Linked DNA regions of Homo sapiens: region 2 is linked to region 1. Evidence: chromatin loops called from intact Hi-C (ENCODE). Cell type or tissue: heart right ventricle. All regions are shown on one strand. Links, peaks and the distances in the headings refer to the core of each region. The heading gives the core; the rest is flanking DNA.

What was found. Peaks named below come from ENCODE experiments on the same cell type or tissue, not always from the same donor. Only the 100,000 strongest peaks of a DNase experiment are listed, where the experiment ranks them.
Region 2: it touches region 1 in a loop (2.1-fold over the local background); 51 of 110 quality-filtered maps call a loop at or near these places.

The regions. Positions count from the first base shown.
Region 1 is chr7:106,271,761-106,277,145 of GRCh38, forward strand. It overlaps NAMPT (nicotinamide phosphoribosyltransferase), which reads right to left. Exons shown (of 11, transcript NM_005746.3): 2 at 5,263-5,385; 3 at 3,186-3,289; 4 at 770-898. Among named protein-coding and RNA genes, the nearest start is that of NAMPT, 11 kb to the right of the region's middle. In heart right ventricle, for the core only: no CTCF peak of the experiment used is centred there; no DNase peak of the experiment used is centred there; H3K27ac peaks cover 2,140 bases.
Region 2 is chr7:106,182,037-106,187,421 of GRCh38, forward strand. No RefSeq gene overlaps it. Among named protein-coding and RNA genes, the nearest start is that of SYPL1, 72 kb to the left of the region's middle. In heart right ventricle, for the core only: no CTCF peak of the experiment used is centred there; no DNase peak of the experiment used is centred there.

The DNA.
Region 1 (5,385 bases), core at 295-5,294:
TTACTTTAACCGATAAACTAATTAGTCAGTTCTAAGAACTAAGTAAATGCCACCAGATAGTAAGGTGTTATTTCTATAGTAACTTTCGAGGGTATTTCCTCTCACGGATTAAATCTATTATTAAACTGTTCAGAAGCTAGGTAGAGTATTATTATCAAAACTCTGACCATGTGAAAACATATGACTACTTAGGTATACATACAAGAAAAACAAAAAAAAGGCTCGCAGTATAAACCCAAAGCCCAAAATGTACCCTTCCTGAGAAATTAAACAATATGAACAGCAGATCTTGTTTTATTTAGATGAGAAACTGAAAAGTAACAGATGGTAGATCCTAAGACCTAAACTGATGAGAGAAAAATGAAGAAAGTAGTTACTAGAAGTTGGAATAAAGTTCCTTTAGTCTAACTTGAACATTTATCATTCATCGAATGTCGTAAGTTACTAGAAATGTGCTGTTTTTCTAAGTTTGCTCTAAAATAATACACACTTAAAATGGCAATGAATTAGATGAAAGCCAACTAGGTTTTAAAAACAATCACTCTCAATAATTTGATTTAAACAAAATCTCAGAACATTCTATTCTACTAGAAGAAACCTTAAAGATTATTTAGTCTGTCATTTTATAGATGAGGAAATTGAAGCCTGGAAAGGTTAAGTAAATTATAGGAGATTATATAGCTTTATTAGTAACAAATTCTAAACTGTAATCTCAGTTCAATGGTCTTTATTCAATTAATGTTAAATAAGAATTAAAAAAACAATTTACCTCAATCCAATTTGTAAGCCAGTAACACTCTGGATCTGTGTTTTCCACCGTGAAGAGAACATTTCCTCTGGGAATGACAAAGCCCTCAGGAACAGCTTTTATTTCTATTGGAAGATGCCCATCATACTTCTGGCAGGATAAAATGATAAATTTATTTATTCAACAGATGATACTCAATTCCCTGCTGTTTTACTAAAGGTTCTTTACGTTTTATAGAAGCTAAATTTACTGTCATAGAAATTGCAATTGTAGATGTTACTGTAATCTAGTCAGAATATCCTTATCCTTCTAAAATAAAACTAGTTAAAATTATTAACATACGTACTGATATTAATTTTTAAGTTTAATGCTGCCACGTGCTTCTGCTAAGAACATTTATCACTACAAGTGGCAGAAAATTCCAAACTCATCAAAACCAAACTGTTGCTTCTTCCCTGCTTTTTCAGAAAATGAGAAAGGATGACTTTATTCCAACATATTCTAAAAGTATTCCAAGAACACTACCTTTATTCTAAATTCGTTATTTTCACAAAATAAAGGCTGCAGATTGAAAGATAAAGGATTGCTATTAAAGAACAAAAGAAAACAAAACGAGAGAGAAGGAGAGCTAGGGAAATCCCTGCAGAAGAACCGAAATAGGTTCCCTCTATTCTGGTCGTGGACCTGAAACTATGAGACAGGCCAAACACAGAATCTTGGCAATTAACACTCGAGTATGACTTAACTGACTTCCTCTTAATGTAATAATTGCCTCCAAAATTAGGCTGAAGGTTATTTGTTATGTGACACTGTACCTCCCTTTTAAAGCTAAGAGCTGTGCCTAACTTTTCACTAGGAAGGCAAGCTGTTTCAGAAATCCTGATAATTTATTTATGTGATTTGGGACAAGGTAATTAAATACAAGAAAAATCTGTTTAATACAAGCACTGGAGGCACAGTGTATAGCAAAAAGAACATTGCCCTACAGGTCCTAGTTTGGACTCAAAAGCAGCGGGGAGACCCTGGACTAGTCACTTGCCATCTCTCGGTCTCAGATTCTGTTTGTAAAATGGGGTTAGACCAGATTATCTCTAGAGAACCTTTAGTTCCCCAAGATTTTCTGATCATATAATCAAACGACTTATTGCCCTGGCCACTGGACAGTATAGTAATAAGCATAGTACCTAACTTATTACTGTATTTATCCTTACAACAAACCTCACAGAAGAGAAATGGAGCAAGTACAGGTGATAGCTCACAGATTCTATTGACCTTATTTAAGATACAGGAAAAGTGCAGCACAGAGTACTTACCTGACTTTTTCAAGACCCATAAGTACCAAATAGTATAGCTCAGTATTGTCATATAGGCATGAAAGTTAAAGTATTTCTAATTATTCTGTGTTTGACAGTCTTTTCAATGTAAGAAACTTTCGTTTGTGAGACTTAAAAGTAACACTCAACATCAAGATACGCCAACAGATTCCATTCCCAACTGATCATTGTAATAAAAGGAAACCACCACGGGATATTTAACTCTTATAATTCTATTACCATGTCTTTGAGTGCCTTAATATTTAGGCAATGAATTCAAACATACTAGATATAAATATAATACAATCAAGACTAAAAATCAACTTTGTGGATCAGCACCAAGCCATTCTCACTATACAGTGAGAAACTTCCCAGAATTATGTGTAGTGATAGACTCACAGCATCTATTTTCAGTCAAGAAAACAGACCTACATTTTGAAATTGCCAAATAACCATGCCCTTTCCTACCTATAGTGTATTTTCAAGAATGAATTATCTTTCTCAAAAATGTTATTTAAGTTATAATTCATTTTTATTAATTACTTAGACTTGCTGTAGATTCTATATGCTAATGATTTAACATGGGGGATGCGGGGAGAGGGATAAAATGTCAACCTTAACTTTTCAAAAGGATATATTGGCTATAATATAACTTTTCAAAAGGATATATAATGGCTATGAAATAGCCATTATATTCAGATCACAAACAAAAAAGAACTGTAATGATACTCTAATCTCTTATTCAAATTCTGGCCGGGGATGGTGGCTCACACCTGTAATCCCAGCACTTTGGGAGGCCAAGGTGGGCAGATCACTTGAAGTCAGGAGTTTGAGACCAGCCTGGCCAACACAGTAAAACCCCATCTCTACTAAAAATACAAAAATTAGCCAGGTGTGGTGGTGCGTGCCTGTAGTCCCAGCTACTAAGGAGGCTAAGGCAGGAGAATAGCTTGAACCTAGGAAGCAGAGGTTGCAGTGAGCCGAGATTGTGCCACTGCACTCCAGCCTGGGTGACAGAGTGACACTTTCTCTCAAAAAACACAAAACAAAAACAAATTCCTTTGCAAGAAGTTTTGAACTGAAAGAAAAACCAAAACAGATCAAAAGATGAAACCATCTTTTACCTCAAGAATGTAGTTCCATCCCTTTTCATTAAAGACATCATCTTGGAAATGTTCTTTGTAGACATCTTTGGCTTCCTGGATTTTCTCTTTGGTTACTACTTTACCTAGAAGAATATACATGTCCTGTTTACATTTCTAAAGGTGCATTCTGTGAGTTGCTGAACTGTCACAGACTTAATATCTTTGGCTATTTCACCCATTCTATGGATTAAAAATATAACTAAGAGGTTAAATGCTCACCCAGAGTCAACAGCAGAGTCAGAAAAGGAATTTGTACTTTTAATAACTCAAAGTATAAATGTTTATTTATTGTAAAAGCAGATGTGTAATAGAAAAAATTATTACTTGCACAGCTTTTAAAAATGATATTAACTTAATTTTTTTCTCTCGATTAATTTTGGTACTTTTCAACTTTGAGATGACTCAAAAGCTTCTTACATCCAAATGAAACGTCTCACTTCGTTCGTAAAGAATGTGGCATCTTTAGGGTTGGTAAGTCAGTAATTTCCACAATTACTAAATGTCTGCCCCCCAAACAACACACTTTTAATTAACTTTTCTTATCCGTAAATGAGGATAAAAGTCGAGTACCCACTTATATGATGTTTGTGAGGACAAAATGAGTTAAGACATACGAACCACTTACAATAATGCTGGCCTAGAATAGGTAATCAATACATTTTAGTTATAATTAAAAATGAGTAATATTTTACAAAGTTCTTAAGTTGTATGACTAAATTAAAGTGTGCTATCAGTTGCTGGTAACTTAATACAAGATAACTAGTAAACTCGTTTAAAGTATCTTGGGGCCAGGCGTGGTGGCTCATGTCTGTAATCCCAGCATTTTGGGAGGCCAAGGCGGGCGGGTCGCTTGAGAGCTCAAAAGTTTGAGACCAGCCTGGTCAACATGGTGAGACCCTGTCACTATAAAAAAGTAGCCAGGCATGGTGGTGCGAGCCTGTGGTCCCAGTTACTTGAGAGGCTGAGCAGGAAGGATCTCTGGAGCCTGGGAGGCAGAGGTTGCAGTGAGCCAAGATTGCACCACTGCACTCCAGCCTGGGTGACTGAGTGAGACCCTGTCTAAAAACAAAACAAAACAAAAAAACTTTGGTATTAACTTTGGTATTCTTGCCACTAATAATTACTTCTGATATCTAGCTAGGTTTTCAGTAGTATAAGACTATCTGAACTGCCTAATCTTAAAAGAGTCAAGATTATAGAAAAGAGTTATTGGCCTAAAATTCACCTTACTGTTTTCAATTCTGAAATTGTTTAATTCAAAAGGTTAGAGATAAACTTTTCCAACATGTATAATGTGTTTGGGAACTGTTTTCCCCCTAGAAATGGCCTTTCAAATAAGAAAGCACAGAAATTGGGGGATTTTTGTTTTAATATGCATTTGCAACTAAGTCCAGAGACACAGGTAGTTTTTAAAAATAGGTCTTCAAGGTAAAACTGGCTAATATAAAAATATTCTGATTGCTACCATAATTCAAAAGGAGTTTCCAGTTCATTAACAACTCCTTTACTTTGAATTAATGACTAAAGTATAACAAACAAGATTAGCCTCCAAAAATTAATGACTTTTCTAAACTTATTTCAAAACTTTTAGTTCGGCCAGGAGTGGTGGCTCACGCCTGTAATCACAGCACTTTGGTGGGCCGAGACAGGTGGATCACCTGAGGTCGAGAGTTCAAGACCAGCCTGACCAACATGGAGAAAGCCCGTCTTCACTAAAAACACAAAATTAGTTGGGTGTGGTGGTGCATGCCTGTAATCCCATCTACTCGGGAGGCAGAGGCAGGAGAATTGCCTGAAACCAGGAGGCGGAGGTTGCGCTGAGTTGAGATCATGCCATTGCACTCCAGCCTGGCCAACAAGAGCGAAACTCGGTTTCCAAAAAAAAAAAAAAACCTTTTATTTCAGAAAACTTTTCTCATACTTAGAACATCAAACACACACCAAATTATATGATTTAATGCATCCAAATTAACAGATTTGTTAAAAATTCTAAAAGAACTCCTAAAGGAGTTAAGAGTAATAAGCAGTGTTTAAAATATACTAGGAAAAGTAATACCTTTTAAGTACTTATTAAGAATGTACTGCAACCCATAAAATACTGTTTCCTCATATTTCACCTTCCTTAATTTGGAGTTTTCTGTCTTCTTTTCACGGCATTCAAAGTAGGAATAAACTTTGC
Region 2 (5,385 bases), core at 71-5,070, 90 kb before region 1:
CAGTTTGTTTATATTTAGTGACAACTGATAATACAGTTGACCCTTGAACAACACGGGTATGATCTGGGAGACTCTACTAATACGCAGATTTTTTTCAACCAAACTCAGATTGAAAATACAGTACTCCCTGGATGTGAAACCCACTTTAACAGAGGGCTGACTTTTCACATAGGCAGGTTCCACAGGGCTGACTTTGGGACTTGGGAATGAGCAGATTTGGGCATCTGTGGGGGTCCTGAAACCAAACCCCCAAGTGTAACAAAGGATAACTATACTCACTTTCCTTCTGCCAACTTAAGTATGTTCACTGTTTGTTTTATTTTTTTATTTTTTATTTTCTTTGAGATGGAGTCTTGCTCTGTCACCCAGACTGGAGTGCAGTGGCCCGATCTTGGCTCACTGCAACCTCCGCCTCCTGGGTTCGAGCGATTCTCCTGCTTCAGCCTCCTGAGTAGCTGGAATTAAAGGTGAATGCCACCATGCCTGGCTAATTTTTGTATTTTTATTAGAGACGGGGTTTCACTGTGTTGGCCAGGCTGGTCTCAAACTCCTCCTGACCTCAGGTGATCTACCCGCCTCGGCCTCCCAAAGTGTTGGGATTACAGGCGTGAGCCACCGCGCCTAGCCTGTTGTTCGTTTTATTTTGCTGGTTCCTCTTTATTCCTTTTCTTATGGTTTGGTTAAGTTACCATTTATTCCCTTTTCCCCCGTTGTTAATTTTTAGCAGCTTCATTGAGGTATAATTGACATATACAATAAACTGCACATTTTAGATTATGCAAGTTGATAAGTCTTGACATATGTACAGGTCCTAAAACAGTCACCAAAATTCAGGTGATGAACATATTTATCATCCTTAAAAGTTTCCTAGTGCCCTTTTGTAGTTTCTTCCTCCCATCAACTTTCTGTTACAGTTTGTACTTTAAAGAATTTTATATAAATGAAATCATACAGTATGTGTATGTTTTTGTTTGGCTTCTTTCAGTCAGCATTCTTTTGTTTTTGAGATTATAAATTGTGTGCCAGTAGCTTCTTTGTTTTTATTGCTGAGTAGTATTCCACTGTATGGATATGCCATAGTTGACATTCACCTGTTAGATCCATGGTATGGATATTCCATAGTTGGCGTTCATTTACCTGTTGATGAACATTTAAGTGGTTTCCAGTTTTGTGCTATTACAAATAATGCTGCTATGAACACTGATGTGTAGATCTTTGTGTGCATGTACATTTTCATTTATCTTGGCTAAATACCTACAGTTGGAATGTCTGGATCAAATAGTAGGAGTACGTTTAACATATTATGAAATGTTCATATTGTTTTTATTTTTTTAATTTTAATTTTTTATTTTTTTGAGAAGGAGTCTCTGTTGCCCAGGCTGGAGTGCAGTGGTGTGATCTCAGCTCACTGTAACTTCTGCCCCTCGGGGTCAAGCAATTCCCCTACTTCAGCCTCCTGAGTAGCTGGGCCTACAGGCGCCTGCTACCTTGCCTGGCTAATTTTTGTATTTTTAGTAGAGATGGGTTTCACCATCTTGGCCAGGCTGGTCTTGAACTCCTGAACTCATGATCCACCCGCCTCAGCCTCCCAAAGTGCTGGGATTACAGGCATGAGCCACTGCGCCCAGCCTCATACTATTTTTAAAGTCAGCGTTCCACATATAGTGGGTCTGTAAAATGACCCACTATCAGTGTATGATAATTCAGTTTATTCACCCGTCTCCAACCTTAGTATGTTTAGTCTTTTTAATTTAAGCACTCTAATAGGTGTGTCAAACCTAAATAACAGAGAAGGAGACTCTGAAAGAAAGATTTATTCAGGAATGGGCATTGAAATGGGAATATGTGTGGGCGTATTCAGGAAGATAAGGCAAAAGTTTTTAAAGGTAAAATGAAGAAGATTAAGTTGTTTTCAGCCAATCCTTGGCTACTAGGACCAATAGCAAGGGTGGCATCGATTCAATTGCTAGGCAGATGTCCTTGTAGAAGTAGTTTTTTGTAAGGTAGTGGCAGCCTTTGTGCAAGGTTGTGGTTTTTGCAGAGTCTTTTGTGATAGTTCCTGTTATCAGGCATACGTGCATGAAAGTCCTTCCTTCATGGCCTTCCTTAGCTCTGTTTGTCAGGGTTTTGACACAAGTGACTCCATTTTGATTCTGACAACTTTTGCAGACGTATGATGGTATCTGATTGTGGTTTGAATTTGCATTTCTCTAATGTAATGATGTTGAGAAAGTTTTAAAGGTTTATTTGCCATCTGTGTATCTTATTTGGTGAAATGTGTTTTCAAATCTGACTATTTTTAATGGTTGTTTGTATCTTATTTTATTGTTTGTCTCGTATTACTGGGTTTGAGAGTTCATTATATATTTTGGATAAGAGTCCTTTATCAGACATATAATTTGTAAATATTTTCTCCCGATTTCTGGCCTTTCATTCTTAACAGTATCTTTCAAAGAGCAGAAATTTTTGTCTTCAATGAAGTCAAATTGTCAAATTTTCCATTTATGGATTGTGCGTTGAATACTATAGCTGTGAAACCTTCACCTAGTATAAGGTCACAAAGATATTTTCCTAGATTTCCTTCTAGAAGTTTTGTAGTTTTAGGTTTTACACTTGAGTCTATGATCAATTTTGAGTTAATTCTTGAATATGACATGTGGATCAAAGCACTTTTTTTTGCATATGGATATATAATTGTGTCAGCGTCATTCATTAGGAAGAACATTCTTTCTCCTCTGAATTTCTTTTGCACCTTTATAAAAAATCAATTGTCCATTCATATGTGGGTCTATTTCTAGACTATGCTGTTCCATTGATCTATTTGTCTATGTTTATACTAATAACCATACTGTCTTGATATTTGTAGATTTATAATAAACACTGAAATCAGATGGTGTTAGTCCTTCAGTTTCATTCTTTTCAAAGTTGTCTATTCTCTGTCTTTTGCGTTTCCATATAAATTCAGTCTTTCACCACTACGTATGATATTAGCTATGGGTTTTTCCTTTTTTTTTTTTGCTTGAGACTGAGTGTCGCTCTGTTGCCCAGGCTGGAGGGCAGTGGCGTGATCTTGGCTCACAGCGACCTCCACCTCCCTGGTTCAAGCAATTCCCCTGCCTCAGCCTCCTGAATAGCTGGGATTACAGGCTCATGCCACCACACCCAGCTTTTTTTGTATTTTTTTTTTTAGTAGAGATGGGGTTTCACCATGTTGGCCAGGCTGGTCTCAAACTCCTGATCTCAGGCAATCCGCCCGCCTTGGCCTCCCAAAGTGCTGGGATTACAGGCGTGAGCCGCCGCACCCAGCTAAGGCTATGGGTTTTTCATAGATGCTCTTTAGCTGACTGGGAAAGTTCTCTTCTATTTGGATTTGTTGAGAGTTTTTATCTGGAATTGGATGTGGGATATTGTCAAATGCTTTTTCTGAATCCATTGAAATGATTATGTGTTTTTTCATTTTAGTTTGTTCATATGGTGAATTATATTGAAAAAATATTGCTTTGTTTATTTATTTTTGAGTTGGGGTCTCACTCTGTCGCCCAGGCTGTAGTGAAGTGGCACAATCTCAGCTCACTGCAACCTCCGTCTCCTGAGTTCAAGTGATTCTCATGCCTCAGCTCCCCAGTAGCTGGGATTATAGGCACCTGCTACCATGCCTGGCTAATTTTTGTGTTTTTAGTAGAGATGGAGTTTCACCATGTTGCTCAGGCTGGTCTCGAACTCCTGACCTCAAGTGATCTGCCCACCTTGGCCTCCCAAGGTGTTGGGATTACAGGCATGAGCCACTGCGCCTGGCCTATTTTTGAATATTAAACAACTCTTGCATTCTTGAGATTAAACTCCTCTTGGTCATGACTGACAGCTTAAATGGGATAATACGTCATGTTATCTTGGTCAGATAATGTGTCAGTTAAACAGTTGTCTTTTAAAGTATAAGAAAAAATCATGTTGTCTTGGTCAGATAACATCAGTCAGTTAAACAGTTGTCTTTTAAAGTATAATAATAAGAAAAAAATCTTGTGTGTTTACAACTGTAGTGATCATTTCCAGTGGTCTTCAGTCTTCAGTCCACACTTAACATTTGGCATCCTTTTACTTGCCTTCCCTTTCCCACTCCTTCCCTTTCTCTCTCCCTCTTACCTTTCTGAAAGACTTTATCACTTTTTGTAATGTGAATCTGCTGGTGATAAATTCTTTCAATTTTATATGTCTCAAAATGTACTTAATTCACCTCATTTTTGAAAGATATTCTTACTGGGTGTAGATTTTTTTTTTCTCTCAGTCCTTCAAAGATTTTGCTTCATTGTTGTCTCACTTGCACTGCTTCTAACAAAGTCTGCCCAAATGCTTATCTTGGTTCCTCTGTATGTAAAGTATCTTTTTTCTCTGGCTGGTTTTAAGACTTTTTTTTTTTTTTTTAAAGACAGGGTCTCACTCTGTCATCCACGCTGGAGTGCAGTGATATGATCTCGGCTCATTGCAGCCTCTGCCTCAGGTCCTCAAGCAATTTTCCTGTCTCAGCCTCCTGAGTAGCTGGGACTACAGGCGTCTGCCACCAGACCTGGCTAATTTTGGTGTTTTTTGTAGAGACAGGCCTTTGCCATGTTGCCCAGGCTGGTCTCAAACTCCTGGGCTCAAGTGATCCTCCCGTCTCAGCCTCCCAAAGTGCTGGGATTATAGGTGTGAGCCACCATGCCTGGCAAGACTTTAACTTAATACTTCTTTTGAAAAATTTGATTGTCATGTGCCTTGGTATAGTTGTTTTATGTTTCTTGTGCTTGGGGTTTGTTGAACTTCTTAGATCTGTTTATAATTTTAGTTAAATTTTGAAACATCTCAGATATATTCACTTATTTTTTCTGTTCCTTTCTCTTTCTTTGCTCCTCTGGAGACTCTAATGGCACATGTATTAGGAAACACCTGATGTTTCCTACAGACAAATAACGGTATGTTATTTTATATTTGAGTGTTTTTTTCTCCGTGTTTTATTTTAGATAGCTTCTATACCTATGTCTTTAAATCTGCTAACCTTTTTTTCTGTACTGTCTAATCTGCTTTTACTTCCCTAGTGTGTTTTAAATCTCAAATATTGTAATTTTCATCTCTGGAAGTTCAATTTGGGTCTTTACAAAATATCTCCCATGTTTCTACATGACACATTCACTATTTCCTCTAGCTTTCTGAATACATAGAATATAGTTGTAAGTTTTAATGTCCTTTTCTTCTAAGTCTAGCATCTGTGTTCAGTCTGGGTTGGCTTCAGTTGATTGATTTTTTTTCTCCTTATAATGGATTGTAGTTTTCCGCTTCTTTGTGTGTCTTGTGAAATTTGATTGGCTGCCAGATATTATGTTTATCTTGTTGGTACCAGAATATCCACGTGGA